Regions from separate parts of the Homo sapiens genome. Here region 2 is linked to region 1. Evidence: chromatin contacts called from ENCODE Hi-C data. All regions are on one chromosome and are shown on one strand. Each heading gives the region's core, a stretch centred on a gene start or an enhancer-like site at or near the end of the contact. The rest is flanking DNA. Distances are from core to core; before and after follow the strand shown.

Region 1 (3,110 bases), core at 210-2,709:
TCTGAGGCCGGGAAATAATAAATATTGATTTTCACTTTATCAGTATTCCTGGCAGCTGCACGGAAAATGGAATGGCACAGAAACTGGAGTCTTATGGGCACTTATCCCACTAGTTGGGGTGGGAAATTAAAGGCTGTGTGTAAGGTGGGCACAGATCTAACAGAATGTGGATTGGGATATGCAGGGGAGGGTGGAGTGGGGGAAGACAGACTCCATTTGGACTTGGTGAGTTATAGGTGCAGCACCAGCATAATGCGCATGGAAGTCCTGGAATCATTTACCAAGAAGGTCCTGAACACAGGTGAGGGACATCCCCTTCTTCCCTGTTCCCTAAGGCGCCTAGACTTTGGAGTCAGTCAGTCTTGGGTTCCAGCCTCCCGCTAGGACGCAATTTCTTGAGAGCAGGATTCGATCTGTTGTTCACGGCTAGATCCTAAGCGCCTAGAATAGTTTCTGGCACACAGTAGGCACTCAATAAACATTTGCAGAATGAATCAATGAATGAATGGTCACGCTCCATTCCTCGGCTGTAAACACAATGAAATCACCTAGCCGCAAACTTGGCGCACAGTAGGCGCTCAACAAGTTGTATTTTTCCCTTCCCTTGCAGTAGACCGCGGTCCCCAGGCGACCGCGAAAGAAAAAAAGGGGTTTCTCTACCTCGCGTGGTCTGCACCTCGCTTCGCCCCCGCAGCCCTCGCTGGGTCGCAGGGAGCACGTGGGCCAGGCAGGCTGGGTGGGAGTGGAGTGGAGTGGAGGGGAGGGGGCGGCGGCCAGCGGCTCGCGCGGAGCCGGTCTCCCGGGCTTACGTAAGGCGCGAGTCCCGCGCGGCCGGCCGGGGCTCCGCGACTGGGCGGGCGGAGGCGGCGCCGCCCTGCAGGATCCGGGCTGGAAGCCTCTCGGAGTGCTGCCTCCAGCCAAGGTGTGTGTTTATTTGATTGCTTTTGGTGGCGAGGCGCGGGGCTCGGGCTCGTCGCGCGCCCCATGGCCGGGGAGCGCATCCGCCAACCCCGGGCGGAGGTGGGCCCCTCCGAGCGCGCGCGGGCGGCGGGCAGCGGCGGCAGCTGAGACTCCGGGGGATGTGACAGCCGCCGGGGAGGGGACGAGACGCAGACCACACGTTGCCCACGTGCGAGGACCGGGCAGGGGCTCAGCCCCTAGGCCGCCCGGTGCGTGGGGCGGCGGGGGCTGGCTTTGAGTCACCCCCGCTTGTGCCAGCTTCCCCGGCTCGGCGGAGACTGGCTTGGGGATGCCTGGCCGCCCGGCCCCCTTCTCGGACGCGGCGTGGGGAGCGAGCTGGAGTTAAGGATGAAGGTGGGACTGGCCGGGCCGACCTCTGACCCCTGGAGGCCGAGTCGGCAGGGCGGGGCACGGCGCGCTTCAGCAGCTTTGCGTGGGGGCGAGGAGGTGGAGGAGGGCGAGGAGGTGGAGAAGGGCGGGGAGGTGTAGCGTGGCGCTCAGTCCGCCTGCTACTCGGTCCCGGCGCTGGGCTGAGGGGAGGGGTTGTCTTAAAAGTCTCTCCTTCCCCCTGTAGGGGCGGCCGGCGAGTCCCAGTGAGAGCGGAGGGTGCCAGAGGTAGGGGGCCGAGAAACAAAGTTCCCGGGGCTTCCTCCGGGGCCGCGGTCGGGGCTGCGCGTTTGACCGCCCCCCTCCTCGCGAAGGCAATGGCTTCCAAACTCCTGCGCGCGGTCATCCTCGGGCCGCCCGGCTCGGGCAAGGGCACCGTGTGCCAGAGGATCGCCCAGAACTTTGGTCTCCAGCATCTCTCCAGCGGCCACTTCTTGCGGGAGAACATCAAGGCCAGCACCGGTGAGGGGCTGCGGGGACGAGGGCCGGGGGCGAGCCGCGTTGGGCTGGGGTGAGGCCCTGGAGGGACTGGGGCTCCCGGATCACGGCGCCCTTCCCCCGCCCGCGTGTGGTCGTGCAGGCTCGTACGTGCCGGGGCGCATGCAGCTGGCGGCCGCGCGGCTTAACCGCGCCTGGGGAGGAGGCCGAGGCTCCAGGGGCGGCCGGTGGGAGGTGCCCACGGCTCCTCTCCACCGCTCCTCCTGTCGCGAGGAATAGCCCGAGCCACCCGGCCGAGGGAACGAGAACTAGGCAGGGAAAACCCGGAGCTTCCGTCTCACGCTGCCCTCCTTAAGGCAGAGCCGTCCCCGTACCCCTTAGCCCTGGCCCCCTCCCCCGAGTCCCTAGAGAGCCGCGCGCCCCCTCCCGCGGGAGCCCAGAGGCGGAGCGCCGCCCACCTGTGGCAGTCGGGCGGGGCCGCGCGCCGGGGAACCTGTGGCGCCGGGGGGCTCGCAGCCTCGCGCCTCTCCAGCCCCTCCACGCAGCCTCGGGCCTCGGGGCAGAGCCCTGGGTGGCTTTGAAAGGCCTGTCTGTTCGTTGTCGCCTTCTAAGGTAAACTCTCCCCAGCAACTCCCCCCCCTCCCGAAGCCGCCGGGCCTGGCCGTCAGGAGACTCGGAGGAGACTCGTTCTGATAAATTACATTTTGTAATGCAGCTTTCCTGGAAATGGCTTCTTGAGCTGCCTCCCTTGGCATGAGATGCCTCCTTTGGCTGGCGTGGTGAACTTGGGGATATATAGATCGCCTGATTTCTTAGTCTGACGGGGTTGAGTGCGTCCCTTTCCCCCTCTCCTCCCACTCCACGTTCACACCAGTTCCGAAAGAATTGGCGTTAAAAGGCGAGAGGTAGCGGTTGTGCTGCTGCGAGGCTCTTAACCCTTCTGGGATGGAGATGCTGGTAATTAGCAACTCCTTTATGAAAAGTTGTTCTTCCCAGCAGGGGTCCTTTACTGTCGATGTACTTCTCAAGGATGTCCGGGCTGGTTATTGCCCATCATGGACTAATTATCCGGAGATCTGCATTTCAGAAGCACAGACTGGCTTGAAAAGGAAGGTGGAGGACAGTACCAGAAAACAAAAGGAAAGCTTAAAAGCAAGGAATTAAGAAGTATCTCCAGAATTGTATTCCTTATCTCTTAAGCAGATTGAAAAAGCGGACTTTTACAGGAAACTCTTCCCCCACCCCCATGTCTCAAAAGGAAGAATTATGTGTACCAGATTGCACTTGAGTTTTCTGTTGTGGGTATTGTTACCTCAAGTGCGCCT
Region 2 (3,159 bases), core at 475-2,974, 1.3 Mb after region 1:
CTTTGCTCTTCTAATTTTGTTTATTTTTGAGACAGGGCCTCCCTCTATTGCCCAGACTGGAGTGAAGTAACATGATCATGGCTCACTGCAGCCTTGACCTCCCAGGCTCAAGTTTGCTCTTCTTTTTCAAAGTTGTTTTGGCTATTCCAAGTCATTTGCACTTCCATTTGAATTCTATAATCAAATTATTAATTTTCACAAAGCCCTGCTCTGGAAGTCCATCAGGCTCCTCTTGTGTTCCTCCTCCCTGGTCACACCTGGACTTCCTCAAGGCAATAAGCTCTGGCAATGGCTTCAACTTGCTTGCTTCAGGTGTCACTGTCCCTCATTGCCTGATGTCTAGAAACTTCAAAAACTCTTTCACGTATTTTTTTTTCTTTTGTTGTTATTGTTGTTGTTTCAGGCAGGAGGATAAATTCAATCCCTGCTACTCCACCTTCCCTGAAAGTAGACTCGTGTTCACATTTTTCGAAGTATCCTTATATTTTAGATTAACATATTGAGTGATGTACAGATAAAATGACAAGACATCTGGAATTTGCTTTAACATACTACTGACATCTGAAAGTGTGGGGGGCCTAGATGAAACACAATTGGCTCCAAGTTGATAACTCTTCATACTGGGTGATGGGTAAAATGGAGATGAAAGAAAGAGAGAGAGAGAGAAAGAAAGGAAAGGAAGAAAGAAGGAAGGAAGGAAGGAAAGAAGGAAGGAAGGAAGGAAAGAAGGAAGGAAGGAAGGAAAGAAAGTTGGTGTGAGCTTAAAATTTTCCATAAAACAGTTTTCAACATAAAGATCTTGATACTACTGCCTAGCTCAAGGGATTGTTGTGAGGATTAAATGTGGAATTGTATGTAAATTGCCTAGAACTATGCTTAGAACTTAACGAAGAGTAGCTATTAATACTACATAATTGTATAAAACCAACTACCAAATATATATTAAAGAAGTCTGATAAAAATTTCTCCTGAAAAGAGATAACCCTTTAGCTAAGAATGAATGCAGGTCTCTGCTCACCCCCACCACCTTCCTATTCCCTCCCGTGGTGCTGTCTTTCTAATGTCACCCTGAGCTCTGGCTGCCTGGCCCAAATAAGTCAACACGTCAGCATCAGGAAAGAGGTATTTGGAGAAGGATTAGAGAGACAATTTTAAGCTCATACAAACTTTTCTTCTTTCTCTCTTTATTTCTCCCTCCCTCCCACCCTTCTCCCTTCCCTCCCCTCTCCTCCCCTTCCCTCCCCTCCCCTCCCCTCCCCTCCCCTCCCCTCCCCTCCCCTCCCCTCCCTTTCCTTTCCTTTCCTTTCCTTTCCTTTCCTTTCCTTTCCTTTCCTTTCCTTTCCTTTCCTTTCCTTTCTTTTCCTTTCCTTTTTTTTTCTGTGCATTAGTTCCTTCAGGGAGTCTCCCAAACCCACCAACACTAAATTTGGTACCTTTTCTCTGAATTTTCCTGGCACTCTGTCCCTCCTACTGTCAAAGCACTTAAATAGGGCCTGGTAGCTCTCTAGTTTGGAACCTCTCTCCCAATTCCTAAGATTTCCTTACATTTGTTTCCATATCCTTAGAGCCCAGCACATAGTAGACACTCAAAGCATGCTCGTGGAGCTGTTTAACTTCATGGTCCCACCTGTCCATCTTTGCGACCCTCTTCTCTATGTGCTTTGTTTCTTCCTCTGTGGGCTTTGTTCCTGCCTCTGTGGGCTTTGTTCCTGCCTCTGTGCACAGCCTGCTGGGGTGACGCTTTCCTGTTTGAGAGTCTTGACATTCAGTTTCTGTTTATGTACTTACTCAGGCTCATTATAAGAACTGGCTCTTTTCTTTTTCAATTAATTGCACTGCCATGAAAACTCTGTCTCTCCAACCCTTCTCCAAATACCTCTTGTTGCTGTGTTGAGTTATTTGAGCCAGGCAGCAAGAGCTCAGCAAGACAGTAGAAAGACAGAACCAGGAGAGAGAAGAGGAGGGTGCTGGAGATGAACAGAGACTGCAGGGGTCTCCTTTCAGGCTGGTCCAGAGCCCCACATCTCTTAGTATGCACTCAAGTAGACCAGGGTGAAAAATTCAATCATGAAAACGAAAGAACTTAGAACCACAAATGTGAGGGCTAGGAGGGGCATCAACATAACTGAACCTTTCATACTTGCTCCAATCACCAAACACACATGTGCACACACATGTGCAAATGCACGCACACACATGCACACACCTTGTCAGCTGGACTTGTCTCTGAAGTTTCCTTAGGTCATTGTGGAACAAGAGAACAATTTGAAAATCACCGGCCAAGTTGGATATTTTTAATTTGAGGAAAGGCACAGAGATGTTGAGTCTGGTATCCAAATCTCACAATTTCTGGTTTCTTTTCTTTCCATTAATTAATCTACACTGCCACCTCTGACCAAAACAACAACAACCATGCTCCATAGATGTATCTGCATTCTGGATGTCACAGCCATAGAAATCTTCCCAGTGTGAATCAAATATTAGTAGACGTGTTGCTGGAAAAATCACAGCTTTCAAGAATGAATCTGAAAGATTTCAAGCTTTTCTCAGAAAGAAAAGGCCGCGTGATATCCAGATTGAGATTATTTGAAAAGCTGAGACTGGGGAGATGAATCTTCTGCTTGGAAGGCCAGAAAACAACGAAGGCCATTTTGTGTGCCTGAGAGAGAGAGAAAGTGGTTTTACACCACCATCTAGTGGTAGAAAGCAATACTGTCGCTAAAGCTCAAAAAGGGTTCATGATTTTTTTAATTCAACCGACAAGGATTTATTCTAAAGTCTCTGATTTGTCAGAGCTTATACTAGACACTGGGGATATAGCAAATGTTAATTACAAAAATCCATATACCAATTTCAGAAATCTCTCTCCCCCTGTTATTCTTACAAGCATCTCTAGTCTGCGGTCTTCACTACCAGGTCCCTCTCACTCCTGAATCTGTAATCCAAAGTGACCCTCAGACAGCTCAGATACCAGAACATAGAGACCTCTTAAACGCCAAGCTCCTGATGTGGACATTTCTGGGGAAGGGGAGGCTTTCACAAGTTCTCCTTGAATGATAACCATTCAGTTGCTATCAGTCTGAGAATGCAAATATATGTGCTTTCTTGAGTCTTGGAGAATGAGACATCAAGATTCAGGTCATTCTCATGGAATTTTGG

What was found. A loop is a pair of places that touch in the nucleus more often than their neighbours do. Pooled maps may share reads with other maps.
Region 2: a pooled map shows a loop between it and region 1 (2.8-fold over the local background). The contact joins the enhancer-like site here to the promoter of AK4 in region 1. A Hi-C loop is called at or near these places in 3 of 50 pooled maps.

The regions. Positions count from the first base shown.
Region 1 is chr1:65,146,744-65,149,853 of GRCh38, forward strand. It overlaps AK4 (adenylate kinase 4), which reads left to right and starts at 1,460. Exons shown (of 5, transcript NM_013410.4): 1 at 1,460-1,809. The coding sequence starts at 1,665. RefSeq lists silencers at 627-866, 877-1,376, 1,757-2,056, 2,117-2,396 and enhancers at 1,990-2,708, 2,709-3,110.
Region 2 is chr1:66,443,912-66,447,070 of GRCh38, forward strand. No RefSeq gene overlaps it. Among named protein-coding and RNA genes, the nearest start is that of SGIP1, 89 kb to the right of the region's middle. RefSeq lists enhancers at 2,670-2,719, 2,730-2,779. Within about 2 kb of position 1,725, at least 14 of the 41 ENCODE cell types and tissues checked have a DNase peak (open chromatin) inside an H3K27ac peak, as active enhancers do.